Regions from separate parts of the Mus musculus genome. Here region 2 is linked to region 1. Evidence: chromatin loops called from intact Hi-C (ENCODE). Cell type or tissue: heart. All regions are shown on one strand. Links, peaks and the distances in the headings refer to the core of each region. The heading gives the core; the rest is flanking DNA. Region 1 holds the start of Chst15 (carbohydrate sulfotransferase 15). Region 2 has its middle 18 kb from the start of Gm39101.

Region 1 (9,624 bases), core at 1,207-9,206:
CTGGAACAAGGTGACCTCTCTCTGTGTGTCTCTCTCTCTGTCTCTCTCTCAATGCTTTTCTCTTTTTTCGTTGCATATGCTAGGCAAGCCCTCTATCACTGTACTATATTCTCGGCCAAGGCCTCAGAGTAGCCTATATTGGAGGGAGGATATGATGCTCTAGGCCAGTGGTTCTCCACCATCCTAAGGCTGCAACGCTTTAATATAGTGAGTGCCTCATTTGTGGTGAGCCCCAACCATACAGTTATTTTCATTGCTACCTCATAACTGAAACTTTACTACTACTGTTGTGAATTATGATGTAAATGTCTGTTTTCCAGTGATCTTAGGCGACCCCTGTGAAAAGGTCGTTTGACCTCCAAAGGAGTCACAACCCAAGGGTTGAGAAAAGCTGCTCTAAGGAAATATACATATGAGGGGTCCGGGTGGAGGGTGCCATGCAATCTTAGGCCTCAGAGATGTCTCTCCATCTTCAGTCATGAGTTCTATAACCAAAAAAATAAAATAAAAATAAAAAAATACCACAAAAACCCAGTGCTTCCTGAATGCATTGCCAGGCATTGTTCCTGGCACCTGGAAGGGGCTTTGCTCTTTTATAGGACACCTGGGTGACATCATCCCCAAAGCTCCAACCTCCAAGCTACTCACCAGTCTCCCACTGTACTTTCCCAAGGCCCCTCAAAGACGGCTGTCAGCAGCATTATGTAATTCTGACTTGCACAAGTTCTGCCTCGCCCACTAATCTCATCGCTGAGCAGGGACGGCGTGCTGAGAGCTGACTCTCTGCCCCCGTGCACCTGGCCCGGGGCCACACCTAAAGGGAACGCATAAATACTGTACAGAGCTACTGCATATGACAGAGAGGAGGCTCCCCTTTCCCTGGCATCCTAGCAAATTCTGTAAAGGACAGAAATTGCTTCCCACTTGTCAACCCTGAGACAGACAGACACACACATACACAACCACTTATGATCTGCACAGCCTTCTCCTTCTAGGTCCAGGCCTGTCCCCACTCCAGTTCCGTCATCCTTCCTTGCACATATAAATAACCAAAATCATGGTGGGGGTTCCATTGCCCTTCCCCGGACCACTGAAAGAGGCAAAAGGATAGAAACATCTGTGGGACTTGCCTAGCGCAGGGCTAGCTGTGAATGTATAGGGACGCAGCTAATGACAGCTATTATCAAAAACAGCCTTGCTGCTCAGTTCTCGTATTTTAGAAAAACAGTCCCTATTGGCCCACATCGGCACAAGCCCTTTTCTTCCTAGATATTAGGCTGGATAAGCTAAGCATGCACCCGCCACCTCCATGTTCACCTCGGGATGTAGAGAGCCAGATCTTCATGTGTATCATTAGGTCCTAGTGTTTCAGAGGAGAAGCAGTCTCAGGGACCATGCTAGACCCCAATACTTGAGGACTGTGTAAGTTGAAACACCCTGTCTGTACAGTCAACAAGCTAAGAACAAACATGATCTCTTTATTCCCAGCTGGAGGACCAAACTGCCCTTCGAAGTAACTCAATATCTACAGTACCTGAGCCCCCTTACAGCCCAGAAAGAGACGAAGGTTGTTTATTCCCATTGAGTCAACAGTCGCTTCTAAACCCCACACCACTGAGGACACATCTCCTGAGTGACTGCTCAGATGACTGACACCCCCACACCAGCTACAACTCTTGAAAAACATCTCCTCTCTCACACAAATGGTCTTCAAACAATGTCTCTACAAATAGGGGCCAGCTGAAGCTCCAGGAGGAGGAACAGGCGCAAAGTGACAGCTGCCAACTCCAAGGGCTGTCTTTATCTGGGACTTTGTAAGAGACCCAAGCCAGCATAGTGGCCATAAAGAGCTGCAGCCCAGGCTCCTCTCCACCCCCTCAGCCAACCCCCCTCTTGCACGTGCTTTGCCTCACTCTTGCTCCCAGGCCTGCAACTTAAGGATCATTTGTCTGTCCGACACAGGTATGTCTGTCTGTCCCTCTTAAAAGAGGGCAAGCGCTTTGTCTGTCCTATCCCCAAGGTATCCATCCTTAGGCTCAAGGGTGGAATCTATTTGGTATACAAAAAGTTTTATGTCAAGTCTCACTGTCCATTAAGGTGGTGCATGGGTTAGCTATGGACACATGACACACAGCATGTGGGGGGACCTAGGCAAGCCCAATAGGCCCAGGCATGAGAAGTAGCACAAGTAGCACATTAGTCCTTATCTGTACCAGTGTGGGTCTTCTTTAAGTAGCAGCAAGGGGCCAGACGTGGAGCTTTGAACTGGGGAAGAGCATTCACCACCACCACCACCACCACCACCACCCCACCTCCATCATCCTGAGATTCCAGCCCACGCTTCCATATCTAGGGTTAAGAACTGTGTTGAGATTACAAGAGCCGTGAACAACTGGCTAGAGTTGAACAGAGGTTTTCCTTTGTGTTGCTCACCTGCTAAAGGTGTTTCCCTCCTCTTCCCAGCACACACACACACACACACACACACACACACACACACACACACACACATCTCCAACTTGCTATCTCCAGGTTCAAAGCTCCCCAGCTCCCAGGGCCCAACTTGTTAATCTGAGATTACTCCCCAGCTCCTTCTCAAGGTCTGAATAAGCAGAGTCCCTTTGGCTCTGGTCCCAACCTTTCCATCAAGTGTAGCTTCCTCCTGATGCAAGGATTAATCTCTCGGAAATGTGGAAAGCCAGGCCCCTCTTCAGACACAGGGAGGAAAGGATGAAGATGGAAGAATGGCAGGTAACAACACTGGATCTTTGGCTAGGACAGTGATCCAGGTTCTGCATGCATCAAAAAGCAAATGATAACCAGTCTCCTCGGTGCTGTTTCCCTCAGGAGACCCTGAGATAGCTACCTGGGAGCAAGACCTTGGGAGGAAGCCTGGACCCAGAGCTTCACTTCCTGTTCACCTCTGCCCTAGTAGAGAAACAACAATAGCAAGCCACTTCCCCTCCAAACTCCATCTCTTGAGATGACAAAAAGAAAAAAGGAAAATTATCCTCAGTTTTTCTTTAGTTTGGGGGGAGCGGGGGGGAAGCAAACTTATTGGTCAAAACCAACCCAATTATAAACCATTTTTTATTCCCAAGCTACTTTGAACAAAACCATATGTGTGTGTTTGTGGATCAGTCAACAGATCAACTTTGCAAAACCAGTCAATGTCATATTCTGCAGAAGGGAGTCTTGATTTTGCAATGAGACAGCTGACAGGAAAGATCAGTTGGAGAGCAGGGGAGTTCCAAGGGAGACTTTGGGAGAGCTTCTGTACCTCCCGGTTTCCTCTGCCTCACCTTGAGTAGAGGGGACTACAGATGTTCTCAGATGAACTTTTGGGATGCTCACCCTAACCCAGGAAGTGATCCACACCGTCCAGTCAGGAATTGCAGAAAGTGGATGTTCTGAAGACCCAGTCCTCACTTACAGAGGCACCCCACCGGCCCGAACGAAGTAGCAGTTGATAAAAGAGTAACCAGCTCAGAGTCGCTGGCCACAGGCTGTCACAAGGCTTTCCTGAACTTCATTCCTGGAAACTCCATGCCATTAACTTACTCGCCACAGTGAGAGTCCAGCAGATCTATTAGAAGACTTAGGACAAGGTGCCCCACCCCCACTCCCACCCCCAGGTTCCAACCCGGACAAAGCGCGCTTACTAGAGGTGCCCACGTCCAGCCACCAGTAGCCTAGCAGTAAGCAAACCAGCCCTAGCATTGGGTTGCTCGCTCTAGCGGATCCAGACAGGCAGGCAGGCAGGCAACGTGGACACTCGACCACGGTGGGGCAGTCAAAACGAGGGTGCGCGGGACCTCGGAGTCCTAAACGTGAACACAAATGAGCGCAAGCCGGCCAATCGATTCGCCAGAAGGAGAAAGAAGGCGCTTCCCCTGCTCTCCATTCATTCCCTGCACAGTCTGGCTCCCCTCGCCCTGCCGCCATCCAGGATCCCCCGGGCTCCACATGGGCAAGTGCGCCAAGACCCGCTACCAGACACAACGCCCGCTTCCACTCCATTGGAGCACACAGCCCCACGGACTAGCACGCTATCAACATCCTCAGCGTCGCTCCTCGCGTCCGGGCCCCTGCCTTCTCGGCTTCCACCATCACCACCCGCCACCGCCGCCCCCACGGCTTAGCTCAGAGCTGCCTCGTTCTGCTCTCTGCTCCCCAGCTGGCGGGAGACACAGCTGAGACTCCCTAGTCAGGCCGCTTCGGGGACTAGGGTACAGCGACGATGGGAAAAGCGGCGAGTAAAAAAAGTTGAGACTGATCCCTCGGTTCCTCCCAGGCCTGTCCCCACGGTGTCTCCTCGGGAATCTTGCTCCCACAGACGCTGACGCCTGGGGCTGTTCCCCGAGACCCACACGAGCCTTCCCACCCAGAGCGGCAGTGCGGCTAGAGCCCGGATTCCCGAGGCGGCTCCGATTGGTACCCAGAGACAGTGGCAGATGCCCACGTACCTGCCCCAGGCTACGCCTGGAAACTTCCCCTAAAGTGTGCGGGGGAGGGGCAGTGAACACGACTAGGGGAATCCCGGTCCCCAGCTCTGCCTGTGGAGAGCTCGCTCCAGAAAATCGCCGATCTGTCTATTCATTGGCCTTATATCAGTCGTCCTTCCCTCTCAGTTCCTGGCCGACCCAGGGTCGCGCGAATTCTGACTCCTTGGGGCGGTTCTGCGGGACAGCTAGCCGGTGCGTGCCCCGCGGCGTGCGTCCTCCGCCGGCCTCCAGCTGTCCACAGCGCCACCACGCCAGCACCCGGTCCTCTGTCTTGGAGCTCGGACCACATTCGCTCTGTCTAGGGAGGGGGCGTGTGAGCCCCGGCTCCGCCACCGGTAGTCCTTCCCGCAGGGTCCCCAGGCGTGCTGGGCACCTAGAGCACGGCCAGGACCGCGCAGCGAAAAGGACGCCTCCTACAGGGGACCGTGCCTGTAGCGAGGAGGCCTGACCGAGGGGTGCGGGCCCAAACCTGCCGGAGCTCGGCGCGCTCCAAGTTCATTGTCTGCCTGGGCCGCCGCCGCCTCCGCGTCCGGAGCCTCCGCGCAGGGAGTGAAGCTGCACACAGCCCTGGCGGTCCGGACTCCCAGCGCCCATTCCCCGCCAACCTGGGCGAACCCGCAGAGGGGCACCGGGACCCAGAGCCAAACCTCCGCCCGCCGCTACTCGCCACCCCCTGCCCAGTCACCCAGAGCCCAACTTGTACCTGAAAAGCCCAAGACGATCTCGGAAGCCTCTGCAGCTCCGACTCCGCGGGAGCGCGCGCCCAGCCCCGCGCCTAGCACCCCGCACCCAGGGCGCGTCAACCTGACTCCCCGAGCGCTGGGAGGAAAAGTTTGGGAGTGACTTGCAGATGGCGAATGAAACCTCTGAACAGAACCCTCCCCCCGCCCCATGTCGCGCTGACACACATCAGCTCGAGTCTGGAATGCAAGATCAAGGCGTGCGCGCCCTGCTGAGCGGTGGGTTTGGTCCCCGCCCCCTCGCCCAGCAAGTAAATACAGTTTGTGTATTGCGGTGACTCCGACAAGACAAAACCGAAACCTGGTGTGTGTGGCAGTGACCCGGCTACCAGAAACAGTTTTAAGGAACTTGGCAGTCTAGAGACAGCCCATACATTGATATTCAAGGCCACTGACGCGAGTGGTTTCGGCGCCCTCTGTTGTATTTTTGCATTCTACAAAGGCTGCCTAGCTCTTGGGCCCTGTAGGTTTGCTTCTTCTGAGAGGTAAGGTTCTACAGGACCCCGAGTACCACTGCCGCAGTGGCCTACTGGGACTGCTTCAAGGAAAGGCTCCAGTGATCGGCTGTGGGCTGAAGATGAAATCAGTTAACATAAAATATGACACCTTAAACTCTTAAGACTTGTTCGGGACAGCCTTTGGAGCACCAAACCCCAGACTCTGGGGAATAGGATAGAAGCCACAGTCTTGGGTCTGCCCACGTTCCTATGGCCAGAGTCCAGCATCTTCTTTCTTGAAGCAACCGGGAAAATGCTCCCTAACTGTAAAATGCTGGCATATGTGCTAAAGGTGATTCTAGAGAACGGGAGCCCCTTTCAGTCTTGTTTGAGGTTCCCACCTCACCCCCCAAAGTCCTAGAGTTCTGGTTCAGCATCCACGGCGACTGAGTCAGAGGTCACAATCAGAGGGTCACGACTGCAGATAGGAACCCTGGATGACAGGGGAGTTCTTAAAAACCACTGTCTAGCTTCCCAACAAATACTGCCTCTTATATAAAAATCTGCAAAGAAAGATTAATGAAGCAGTGAGACTGCCCTCCCAGTCGGTAGACTGGATTGCTTTTCCCCCCATGTAGACTTGGCTTAGTGATTTGGAGGTCTTTATTATTTTTTTTAAACAAAAACCTTTTTTTTTCTAAAAATACAATGAGCTGGTTTTTGCAGAGTTCACAATTCCCAATAGATAATGATGCCATTTTTCATGGTCTTACACACGTTGTGGCTTTGGGGTTTATTTATTAGCTCCGGAGAAAAGACTGCCTTTCAGTAAGGTTTATATATTCGAGTAATTGCACTGGGACACAGTGCAGGTTGCTGTTTAAGAGGGTGGGTTGTGCAGGCGCCTACAAGCAAAGTCCTGGGCCAGGCAGCTGTCAGACCAGGGCATGCGGCCGGTTTAAGCAAACACAGTGAAGGTTCTTTGGAAACAGCAAGGAGGAAATCCCTTCCTGTAAGAGTGTGTGGAACATGATCCCTGGGCCACACGTATGGGGACTTTCCAATACATGCCCCATTATGGGGATAGCGCTGGGCCCACCCAGATGACTTTCAAATTCAGGTGTCAGAAATCACAGCTGACATGGGAACAAATTGTTTTTAAGTAAAATCCCTGGGCCACTTTGATATGAGTTCCACCAGGACTTTCCAAGGTATTATATATGTTCCTGAGCTTACCTGAAGAAGGGTTTTTTTTTTTTTTTTTAATTTTCCCCCCTCAACATTAACTTCAAAAAATTAGCCTGTTATTCCAAAAAGCTCTGACAACACCCAGTTGCCTCGTGTGAATGAAGACAGGGAGAGAAGAATGGATGGGTAGGTCTGTGAAGACAGCTGGAGCTCAGGCCTTCAGCAATTCCTACGTAAGAGACAAAAGTGGACGGGGGGGGGGGGTGTGCAATAGGGTCCACACCGTTAATTCCAGCACTTTGGAGGCAGAGGCAAGTGGATCTCTGTGAGTGGAGCCTGATCTACAAAGTGAGTTCCAGGACAGCCAAGACTACACACACACAAACAAACAAACAAACAAAACGCCTGAAACAGAGAGAAACAAATACAGAAAGCTTAAGACAATAAGCACACCCATGCCCTCCCCAGACACTCATCCCAGGTTGCCTAGGTTCAGATTCTATCTCCACCACCTACTGAGCACTGCTGAGCAGCTCATGCCATTGAGTTATTGCTCCTAGCTCCTCAGTCTTCCACAGTGGTTACACAAGTACATTTTGTGTCACTATAACAAAATACCTGAAGCTGGGAAGCACTATAAAGAAAAGGGGTTTGCTTACTTCATGTTCCTGGAGGCTCAAGAGTCTATCTGACAGACTCCCAAGGTGGCTCAGTCCATCACACAGCCAGGGGGTGGGGGTGGGGGGAGCACATGTCTCTGTGTGTTCTGGTCTCTCTCTTATAAAGCCACAGGTATCTGATCACAGTACGTCCCACACTTATGACCTTTTTTGATTCTGATTACAGAGCAGAGGCCTCACCTATAGTTGAGTGAAATTTCTACTCTTTAATATCACAATTCGGATTACATTTTACTCTATGCACACTTAGCAGACACACTTCCAAATGCTAACAATGACATACAGCTCCCCAGCCACCACCCCATGGTGTACAGGCTACACCTCTCCACGACTCGACTTTCCACTTGGTTTTTGGGTTGTTTTTTTGTTGTGGTGGTGGTGGTTTTTTGTTTTTGTTTTTGTTTTTTTCTTTTTTTCTTTTTTTGTAATTTGGTTGTTTTGTTTTGTTTGACAATTTTGATATTGAAGAACAACTGAGTCAGAGGTTGCTCTTCCAACTTCTGGCTTGCTCTGTTGTATTTTAGTGGCCCACCTTCTAGAAAGCATATCTTAAAAAGGAGCTTTCTCTTCCAGCAAGGCTCCAGAATGAACACCCATGAAGCAGACCTGAGTTCAGCTTGCACCCTGGAGCCAAGTCACCCCAGCTCCAGATGACTCACACACACCACACACCACACACCACACACACACACACACACACACACACACACACACACACACACACACACGGTAGGGGGAAATGCTAATTTGATGTAAGCTGTTTTGTTGCACAGCATTATTTTGGCAGGAGCTGACTGCTGCATCACAGCAGTGGCAAACATTGGAAACACGCTGAGCATGGAGATGGGAGAGATAACTCAGCAGTTAAGAGTGCTGGCTGTTCTTACAGAGGACCTGGATTTGGTTCTCAGCACCCAGATAATGGCTCACAGCTATCTGTAACAACAATTCCAAGGCATCCCCGTGTCCTCTTCTGGCACAACATTCACACCATGTATGGACATACACAAAGGCAAAATATCCATACATATAAAAAATAAAAATAAATCTAAAAATAGAAAAAATGATAAATGCAATTATCAGGCAACAGGAATCAACATATTAGGTATTATTAATAAATATCATTATTGAAAGTTTTGCATATAGTTGCCACATAATTGATAATGAATTAAATGAGTGACAGTTATAACTTGAATAGAGACTTTCTAAGGGGCAGCACAGGGACCTCAGAGCATTGTAACAAGGACCCCCACCACAGCCCTTACAATCACATCCATTTCATCTGTAAACATCCCCTGAGCACCTACTGTGTGCCACACAATAGGATGAAGAGGGAGTCGTTGAGATAAGGAAGGTCCTAACAGATCTTCAAAGGCCTCATGAGACAAGCAGTACTTTCTCATTCTGCATCCCTAATCCTTTCCAACCATCAACACTGCTCATGCCCACTCTTCCGGCTGGAAGACTGAGGCTCAGAAATCATGCATGCAGAAGCAGACTTAAAGTCATTCCCTGTACCATAAACGTATACTGATGCCAATGACGTACCTCACTCATGCCAAGGCTTAGTAAACACAAGGCCCAGATCCTGCCTCTGCCTGAAAAGGGCGTGGCCCAGGGACCCTAGATATCATGGCCTGGGCTCTTGGATTTGGCAGCCCTGGCTTCAGATTGCTGCAACGACCTGCCTCCCACCCTGTGACTTTGACAAATTTAGACTTCTCAGTAACCCGAAGTGCATTTCAATTTTATAAATTTAGAAATCCTCTGGTTGGGCGGATCCCTCCCGCAGGAATGCATCCATTAAGCGCACTTTAAACCAATTTCGGTATGCTAATCCATCACAAATCGACGTGAAATTTGGGTTCTTGTGAAAATTTCCTACACTCGATCCAAGCCTTCTACAGGATTTAAGATAGTAAGAGGTTCCCTAAAGCAGCAGACTTGACTTGGAATTGAACATTCAGGGAAGAAAGGCCAGAGCTCGTCTTCACCAAACATTCATACTTGCATGAAAGCTGTCTGTTCTATGGGGTGGAGGGGAGGGCAGTTTACTGATTCAAAAACAAACAAC
Region 2 (9,624 bases), core at 646-8,645, 110 kb after region 1:
TCTGAATTCAAGGCCAGCCTGGTCTACAGAATGAGTTCCAGGAAAACCAGGGCTACACAAAGAAACCCTGTTTCAAAACAAAAAACAAAACAAAAAAAACCAACAGCTTTTAGCCTCAGATCTTGGGACCCTGGACCTTAGGGTTGTAGCTCCTGGACATTGGTGTTGGGACCCTTGACTTAAGGTCTGGTAGCTCCCTGGAACTATTCCAGCAATCAGGGACCACAGTCTCCCACCTTCAACTCTTCCTGGCCTTCTCTATTTTTCTGCGGCCCTTTGACATCTCAGCCTCTCTCTAGAACTCCTCAGTGTCCTCTTCCGATTGCTGTTGCCGCTGTCACTCTCATGACTGTCCCCACTGCCACCATTGCCATCATTGCAGCACTGAGGTCTCCCCTTCATGTGACCAGTTCCACCTCCTCTACTTACAATAAAAATCCAAAGTTGTCAATAAAAAGGCCAGCTGGGAGTCAGTGAAAGGTTCTGGTTGTAGGCAGCACACCCTTCTGCTGATTCAGCATGGCAGGTGCTCCCCAGTGGCCTGAGTGAGAAGAACTGAGGACCAACAAGGTCATCCAGAGATCACGGAGGCTTGTCTTGCAGGAGTGGCCGTGACTGGAACATGTCTGCAGTTACTGAAGTAGCCTAAGAATTGATTAAACAGTATCTAAAATAGCTGGGCCTGCAGGAGGACAGTCAGGCCAGCAGCCAACAAAGGGTGTTTTCTCCCACAGTTCCTTATCCAAAGCTGTCAAATATAAGGAGAAGACCTGTAGGCTGGCCTCTTCTTGACAGTTCTAGTCATTCATATAAAACAAATGTTTTCATGTGGACTTCACGAGAGCTGAAAACAGAACACTTCAACAGCATTCAACAGTACTTGATATAGATCTGGCAATGTTTAAGCGTGCTAGTGGCCCAGAGGGAGGTGAGATTTTTGCAATATTGACCCAACTAACTTCAGAATGGAAAGAAAACAGGGGGCATCCTTGATGCTAACAAGGGCAGAAAGTTAAAGCCTGGCGCTCAGAGGGTTCAGTGAGTTGTCCAAGGTCACCCAGTTGACAAACAGCACAGCAGCTCCTCAGACAACATCTTCTCAACCGAGTCTTCTGCTCTTCACAAGCACTGCGAGCCAAGCTCAAGGACTTCTGACTCTCACAGCCCAGCTCTCCACAGTCCTAAGGACTCTTCTGCTCAGGACTCAAAAGATTAAGACAATCCCTCCCCAACCCCCCCCCCCCAGGAAACTGTGTACAGGCTCCTTAGCCACCACCCTCCCCCCGCCCCCACACCTACCCTACTCCACAGCAGTACATTCAATAGCAACTTGGGAAATCCATGTGCATTATGCAAGTTTATCGCCTCCGGAGTATGTTCTCTGCAACCTGACACATGTATTACGTGGGAAGATGGCCCATTTCCTGTGCAGCATTCCAACTGTGCTGTGTGAGAACAGGACAGGACAGGAGAGGTCCAGTGTGATTCAGGTAAGGAGCGTGGACCAGTTAACAGGTGAGTTAATTGTGGCAGATTCTTACCTCAGATGGATAGCTGCTACTCTCTTCCACCCACAAGAAAGTACATTGTTTAGGACCCTGGCAGCCAGGACAAGTCTTATTCTCTCTGTTTAAAGCAGCAGGAAGCGTTTCTCAGTGTTCCAAATACAACCTTCAGTCTTTGAATACAGGAGGCCGAAGACCTCTTGTCATAGCTCCTCAGTCCCTGATGCCGACGCACACTTCAGTCACACATCACCCGGAGGTTGGCTTCCTGCTGGTGACCCAGAACATGGTGCAGAAGCTCTAGACCTCACAGCAGTTTGTGGGCTCTGGAGTGCCAGGAGCTATTCACCAAACTAGTAGAGTCTGCTAGGGAGCCAGTCCACTGTTTCCAGCTTGATACCTGAGTTGACACAGAAGGTACATGCCGGACTCTACACATGTGATGAACCTATTCTCCAGATGGGAAAACTGGGGACAATGACACTCAAGAAGTTTGTCTTGTCCACCACCCTCCCTACCCATTTCCAATACATTGGACACTCACCAGACACCTGTGGAAGGGACAGGAAATGGACTCCTGGTGGGTTAGCCCTGGAGAGAATGAGGATCAGGGAAGAGAAAAGCAGACATTTGGGGACATCAACACATGAGATGGCCATGTGTTATAGCCCCGGGGACACAGAGATGAAGTATGTAGGAGAATGTGTTTGGTTACAAATGACAGCATCTATCAGAAATCCATTATCTAAGAGTGGGAAACTCAATTAGTTGTTTTGACAGGGCAATCTGAAGTGATTATCTCAGGTACTGCTGGATCCAGGGTCCAAATTATGAATGTCTCTGGGCCTGTTGGTCCTTAGTTTTCCTCTGGTCCTTCACACACACACACATACACACACACACACACACACACACACACACACACACACACACACACACATACTACTACTACTACTGCTGCTGCTGCTGCTGCTACTGGTACTATCCCTACTGGGACAAGATCGGTTTGTTCAACAGGAGGATGGTAACAGATAACCCCAGTCTCACCTTCCATTCCTTGTCCCTTCCCTGGTGGCCACACATGCCCTTCATTGTTCTAGGACAAGCCTCCATTTGGCACTAACGGAGGAGACAGTTTTTCACTTAGACTGTGCCATTTTGATGATCCGGTAGCCAAGTTGGCACTCTGATATTTGCCCTCCTCTAGTAACTTCCAGGGTACAGCTACTTCTGCATCGAGGCCCCTGGGTCCCTTTCTGGGTTTCAGTCTCCCTCCCTGGATCCTCTAAAAAGCAGCACACACATAACCTGGAAAAACATTGCTGGTGGAAAGCTGGGGCAGCTCAAGATGGCAGGAGCTATGATTAGGACAGCCCGATAGCGGAAAAAGCCGAGTTATGCTGCCAAGCTCCGCCATAAGATCCTAAATGCAAAAGAATTGGTCTCCATGATAAGATTTTGAGCAAAATGGAAATATCGGAGATGGTTTACTGTGCCGTACGGAAAAATTGACACTGGGATCAGGCCAGCTTAATAGGGCTCCCACTGGAATTCCGGTGCTCTCTAGATGGAAATCGAGCCTGTTAGATAACGCTGATTAAAATGCTTCCAATCAGAGTGTCTTTGGGGTTACAGTGTCCACAGAAGCAAAGGAGCTGGGTCAAAATGTGGCAGTTGATGACCAAGGGAGGAGGCAGGAGGTATAGAAGCTGCAGTGGGGTGGAATGGTGCCCTAAGAGGAAGAGGGGGTGACTCACAAAACACCTGGGGCAGAGCGTGGTAAGGCTGGTATGGGCAGACCAGGTTACCCCCCCCCCAGTGTGCTCCTGCTGAGGCCACACTAGGATATGTTATTCCCACCGATGGCCCCCAGGGCATTCTTGTGGGGAGGGGGCTCCATGTCCATCACAATGCCAAGTAAGACCAGCAAGGAAAAAGCCAACCAAAAGCTACTTTTCTTTCCAAATGCCATTTATTATTTTTGTCTTTCTAACCACAAAAAACAAAAACAAACAACAACAAAAAAAATGTGGTGCAAGACAGAATACAAAAAAAAGAAAACAGAAAAAACCACCAGCACCAAGGACTCTACCTTTAACTGGAGCCTGTGTCCCACGTGGTGCTGAAGGAGGCTCAAAACAAGAAGGCCAAGAGCAGATGGAACAAGGTGCCAGCCAAGGCAGGATGTACCAGGTCCTGATGCCTGGGTGGGCCTCAGCATATTCCCAATGCTCTGGGCTACAATTCCTACTATGATATGAGGCCAATACAGCACCCGCAGCATCGCCTGCAGCTAAGCCACCTGGGGCTGGGTTTGTCTGACACATAGAGGTCACCCACAGTCTCCACCACAGGGTCTCCATCACAACCTCACAGGGCAGACCTGAGCTGAAAATTCCTTCCCCAGCCGTGTTTAATGTCTCCCAAGCAAGGTCAGGACTCGCTACTGCCTTTTATGCATGAAGACCGAGGACACAAGGTGTCTGTTCCTTAACGACGATTCCACAGCTGGAAAGCAATGGAACCACAGTGCACACTCACTGTTTGCAGTTTGGGTTTGTTTTCTCTGCTTATCACCTTCAGAAAGAGGGGACAGAGTGGAAGATGGGGAAGGTAAAGAAAGAAGAGACACGGGTGAGGGTAGACAAGTCCAAGGCTGGAAACACTAACAGTCTCTCTTGCAGAGCCCTCAGAGTCAGCAACAGCAACACCCATTCCAGTAAATTCTCACTTTCAAATCCAGTGGCAAGCAAGGTGAGTCATCTTTGGCCAAGAAAATCTCTCTATTAAAAGAAAGAGAGAGAGGAGAGAGAGAGAGAGAAAGAGAGAGAGAGAGAGAGAGAGAGAGAGAGAGAGAGAGAGAGAGAGAGGGAAGGAAGGAAGGAAGGAAGGAAGGAAGGAAGGAAGGAAGGAAGGAAGGAAGGAAGGAAGGAAGGAAGGAAGGAAGAAAAACCTCGTGGGCATGACATGAGTTCAGTCCCTGAGACCCATGGAGCAGAAGGAAAGGGCCAGCTCTTCCAAAAGATCTCCGTTCCCATGCACAGGCTAGATATATAAAAATGTACTGCCCATGTGTATGTATGCACATCAGGTATATGCAGTGCCTCCAGAGGCCTGAAGAAGGTGCCACATTCCCTGGACCTGAAATTATAGAAGGTTGCCATGTGGGTACTGGGAACTGAACCCAGGTCCTCTGCAGGAATGGCAAGTGTTCCAAACCATTGTCCCATGACCCTAGTTCCCTAAAAATGTAATTTAAAAAGTTTTAAAGACTTGTTTTTCTTTTGTGTTTCCAGGTCAGAGTCCCTGAATGAATAGAAAAGGAATTCTTTTTAAGTGTCATTGTTAAGTTACAAGCTGACAGTGGAAAACCAGCAACCACACCCAGACTTCCAGGAGTACTACGGAAGATGAAATGACCCTGGGCCTTCCCAGCTCTCCCCTCTACGCTACTCAGAGACTTGTCTTGCCAACCCAGGAAGCTTGCTCCTCAGCCTTTAAGAAGATAAACAAAAACAGCTGCTATTTTTGAAGGGGTATTTTTGTCAAACAATCTCTGGTTTCCTTCAGGAATTTCAGCCACATAGTCCCCTCAGTGGTGCGGTTTCCGGAGCTGACACACATCCGATTGGGCAATTGGTGTGGTTACTTCTGTCTGTCCATTCCCTCAAAGTTTCTGTTCCTGGGAGGGATAGCCAGGCCAAGCAGTGAGCAGCAACTCCAACCCCTCCTCCATCCCTGAGTCCATCAGTGTCACTCAGCCCTTGCCTCTATCAGAGGATGTGGGGGACATCAGAGACACAAGAGCCTGATGTGGAGGTTCACACCTCTAATGCCAGCACCCAGGAAATGGAGGCAGATCAATCAAGACCTATGGTCAGCCTAGGCTTAGGAGACCTCGTCTCAAAAAACCCCAGAACAAACAAACAGGATTCGGGGAAGCGGGGCTCACCTCTCCAGAGCTCAGTGTAAGGAATACTCTATGGCTGAGTGTCTATGATACACCATTGGGAAGGTGGTTCATGCTTTCAATCCTAGCACTTGAGAGGCAAAGGCAAGAGGATCATTGCAGCTAGTCTGGTCTACAGAGTGAGTACTAGGCCAGCTGTGTGTGTATGTGTGTGTGTGTGTGTGTGTGTGTGTGTCTGTGTGTGTGTGTGTGTGTGTGTGTGTGTGTGTGTACAAGATGTGCAGGGTCACCAGCATAGCAGTATGTCCTTCCAACAACCTACCTGGGTTGCAGGCCCAGAGACTTCAACCACTCACAGCTCAGGTCAGAGACCTAAGCCCAAGTTCAGGGTGCCCAGAAAAGCAAAGATTAGTAGGTCTCCTCTGTGTGGGTCCAAGAAAAAGTCTTCTAAGAGTCAGGGTACCTTCAGGAGGCATTGATGAGCATTTGGGCGACTCCCCTGGAACACCACTAGAAAGGCCTCAAAGGTATCACCTCTCTATTGCTGGACTCCCTGATTGATCCTCACCTTGCATCAATGTTAAGATTCCCCTACACTCATCCTGACAGGCAAGCCATGCCTGACACTTCTCTTAGAAACCCAGCAACAGGGTTACATGTTAATAGAGCTTCGCAACAACTAATGTGTGTTGCAGATTTAAGGGAAACACCGTTCTAAGCTAAAAAGCAGAGTCAAGATTCAGAGCCAGGGGGCCTGTTATCTGTGCCTGGACTCAGGTTTCAGGTCAGCCTGGTATAGATACTCAGGCTGGATACTATATCTGAAGGGGTGTCATTCAAGTTGTCAATATCACGTTAGATATACAGGTGGGAAGATGTTCTGGGTGTCTGGGAGGACTTGGGAGGGTCTGGAGAGAACACCTTTCCCATCAGCCCTCAAGAACACAGATGTCCATGAAATTTCACCACAATTGGTCAGAGAATTAGGGAATCCAGTGGGGGTTGTTGTTTGTTTGCTTGTTTTAATGTTCTTTCTTTTTTCTTTTCTTTTATTTCTTCTACCTACTAATTCACCTTTGTTTCCAATGCTTTAAGTCCTCCACCAACACATGCATGTTCATGTATATACATTCCATGCACATACATGTATATGCACATGTTACACCCATACTTACCTTACCACCTGTCTCCCTAAATCAGCTGAACGAGAGTATTCTTCACACATCATTCCAGAGATCAGTCACCTTTGGCCATGGTGTGGTGAACTCAACCCATACCCCAGAAATGAGGTCCTACTGAGTGCTGCTGGCCTATCTTCCGGGCTTCTTCACAAAGTAGAGAGCTGTTGAGCATTGACCTTGGCCAGCAGAGAGTGTCAGGGAATTAGTCACAGCTCTGCTCTTTCCACGCTGCACGGGGCACCTCAGTCCTCGTCTCTGTCTGTGATGCACTCAAAGCAGTGAAGTATTTTAATGATTCAGCATCATGTGGCCTGGCTCACATGGATCTAACGCAGCATGAAGATAGATGGCAGCTGGTCCCTTCTCTGTCGCCACCCCCAGACTCTGTAGTTGGCTCATCCAGAAACTAAATGTATGCCCCTCAAGACAGGGAGCAGAAAATGTGTCCCCCAGAGCAACTTCCTGCCTGAGCACGGCCTCCTCCTGATGTCCCTACGAGCTGTGGACAGTCCCTGGACTTCAGCCTCACACATGTGTTGCTTATTTGAAGAGGACAGACTGCCTAAGGGTCAGATGCCACTAGAAGCACAGCGTGTCCCCAGAATTCACATGTCACTTGTACTCTTTCTTGGGCTATCGGCTCATCTGTGTACAGAAGACATTTAATTGGTTCTGAAAAGCGCAGCACCCACAGCTACAGGCCCCACATTAGAAAATGGGGTGAGACCCTGCACCTCCACCCTACTGTCTTTTTTAGCATTTCCCCCCTAAAATCAAATTAGTGGTGTATGGAAATGAACTGAGAAAATTCATTACATTAATTTATCTAATTTTGGAGGCAGACTTGAAATAAACAGCACCTTGGTCTCTCACACTTAGCCCTCCCAGGGTATTGATTTCTGAGTCACATTAGCCTCGTGCAAGGACCTTTTTATAGCCCAAAGGGCTGCGATAGCCAGCTTCCTCATGAATATAAATGTCCTGCTTAGAGGCCCAGAGACATCACTCTCCAAGGTCATTTCAAGGAGTGGCAGGCACAGCAGGCTGCCCGAAGTTCACCCAGGAATCCACAGGCCAGGCATGCAGGAGCTCCATGCAGAGCCCATCGATCCTAATGAGATCGATGCCATGAACCACAAGTAGCCCCACAGAGGAAGAGGTGGGACTGGGTCACTTCAGGTTCCTGTCAGCCTTTACAATAATAGCTTGTGGAATTAAGAGTCTGTCACCTTAGCGTACACCCCCATGACTGATACAAGCCGTAACAAGGCTAAACTTACCACAGGAGGAAACCCATTGGCCTAGTAATAGTTTTTGCTATCTTATGCTTCACGGTGGACCAGAGGGCCATCTTCAGAATGACATATTTCTGACAGATGGGATGGATCAATGGTTAGAAGCACTTGCTGCCAAGTCTGATGACCTGTGATCCGTTCCCAGGCTTCACATGGCGGAGGAAGGGAAGCCACTCCTTCAGGTTGTCTTCTGACCTCTGTGTACATCCACCATGGGGTGTACCCATGACAGAAGACAGAGAGAAAGAGAACAAATAATACATGAATGTCATTTTTATTTTAATTAAAGGAGGAGGAGGAGAAAGAGGACCCACTTGCCCAGCAAGACTCCCTGTTTGACCCAGTGCTGGGCTTGTACCGGCTGTTTTAGAGAACTTGCTAAATATACTGGAGGATGTTACCAAGGCTGCAAACCTTGTACTCAGGGTCTGGAGAGATGGCTCAGTGATGAAGAGCACTGACTGCTCTTCCAGAGGTCCTGAGTTCAAATCCCAGCAACCACATGGTGGCTTACAACCATCTGTAGTAGGATCTGACGCCCTCTTCTGGTGTGTCTGAAGACAGCTACTGTGTGTGTGTGTGTGTGTGTGTGTGTGTGTGTGTGTGTAATAAATATAATACATTTTTAAAAGAAAGAGAGAAGTACTTAAACGTGGCAGTTGACTGGATGGATCACCACTTATCCACTCCTGCTCTGTCCCACATTCATTCAGGGCACTGTACATGACTTGCTCTGGTCAATGGGATTTAGGCAGAAGCATGGGTGGGGGTGAGGTTGAGGGTCCTAGCTCTCAGTATAGGTCTTAAAAGTCAAGTCTTGTTTCTACTCACCCCTTGGGAAGCTCCTACCTCTGCCTTGAGAAAAGCATGCCCCAGTCAGCCACTATTTCTGGGTCCTAGATCAAAACTAACCCACCACCTTATCCCAGTGCCTGGCCTGCACTGTCATTACCTGCAGAGGCCATTTGGATACTGAAGTTGTATTGCACTAAGGCTGGGACATCTGGGGAAATGGCAAATGTGGCTGTGTCCTCAGCCATACCCTTCCTCTAAGGATGCAGCTCAGGGTCCACTACTTGATACACTCATTTTCTTTTTCAGCCATCTGAGCTCCTTCTTACATCCTAGACCTAATGCGCTAAACTCCTTCTGCTTCTCTAGCTCCAACCTGACACTCCGTTGCCCCATGCATACATACAGCATACATAGATAGATAGATAGATAGATAGATAGATAGATAGATAGATAGATAGATAGATGTGTGCATGCATGCATGCATACATACATACATACATACATACATACATACATATAGAATAGGCCCAGTTATAGAACAAAGACTAACAGTGAGGGTGGGAAGCGATGAGACCAGTCACTGGCTGGGCACCCAGAACACATTATCTCCTGAACCTTGGAAAGGCAGGGCTAGAATTTGAACCTGGGTTCTTTTAGATTTATTTATTTTATGTATCCAAACAGGCTGTTGTTGACATACCAGAAGAGGGCATTGGATCCAATTACAGATGAGCCACCATGTGGTTGCTGGGAACTGAATTCAAGACCCTTGGAAGAGCAGCCAGTGCTCTTAAATGCTGGGCCATCTCTCAAGTCCTACCTGGATCCTTTTAAATCCAGGATCCAAGTTCATTTTTGCCTAAGCTTTAAGCTCTGTAGAAGCAAGCCAATTTTACAGCACTTTGGAACCCTTGATCAAGAGAGAAGGTGGTCTCTTC

The links. Hi-C counts contacts between places; a loop is a spot of excess contacts. Peaks named below come from ENCODE experiments on the same cell type or tissue, not always from the same donor. Only the 100,000 strongest peaks of a DNase experiment are listed, where the experiment ranks them.
Region 2: it touches region 1 in a loop (2.0-fold over the local background); 4 of 42 quality-filtered maps call a loop at or near these places.

Annotation. Positions count from the first base shown.
Region 1 is chr7:132,311,839-132,321,462 of GRCm38, forward strand. It overlaps Chst15 (carbohydrate sulfotransferase 15), which reads right to left and starts at 5,390. Exons shown (of 8, transcript NM_029935.6): 1 at 5,209-5,390. Gm10584 (predicted gene 10584) reads left to right here and starts at 3,826. Exons shown (of 1, transcript NR_028578.1): 1 at 3,826-6,453. In heart, for the core only: CTCF peaks have their summits at 3,789, 4,926 and 5,654 (motif pointing left); DNase peaks (open chromatin) are centred at 3,913, 4,933 and 5,373; H3K4me3 peaks cover 2,707 bases; H3K27ac peaks cover 2,660 bases; H3K27me3 peaks cover 618 bases.
Region 2 is chr7:132,418,685-132,428,308 of GRCm38, forward strand. No RefSeq gene overlaps it. Among named protein-coding and RNA genes, the nearest start is that of Gm39101, 18 kb to the left of the region's middle. In heart, for the core only: CTCF peaks have their summits at 4,616 and 4,815; a DNase peak (open chromatin) is centred at 5,077; H3K27ac peaks cover 835 bases.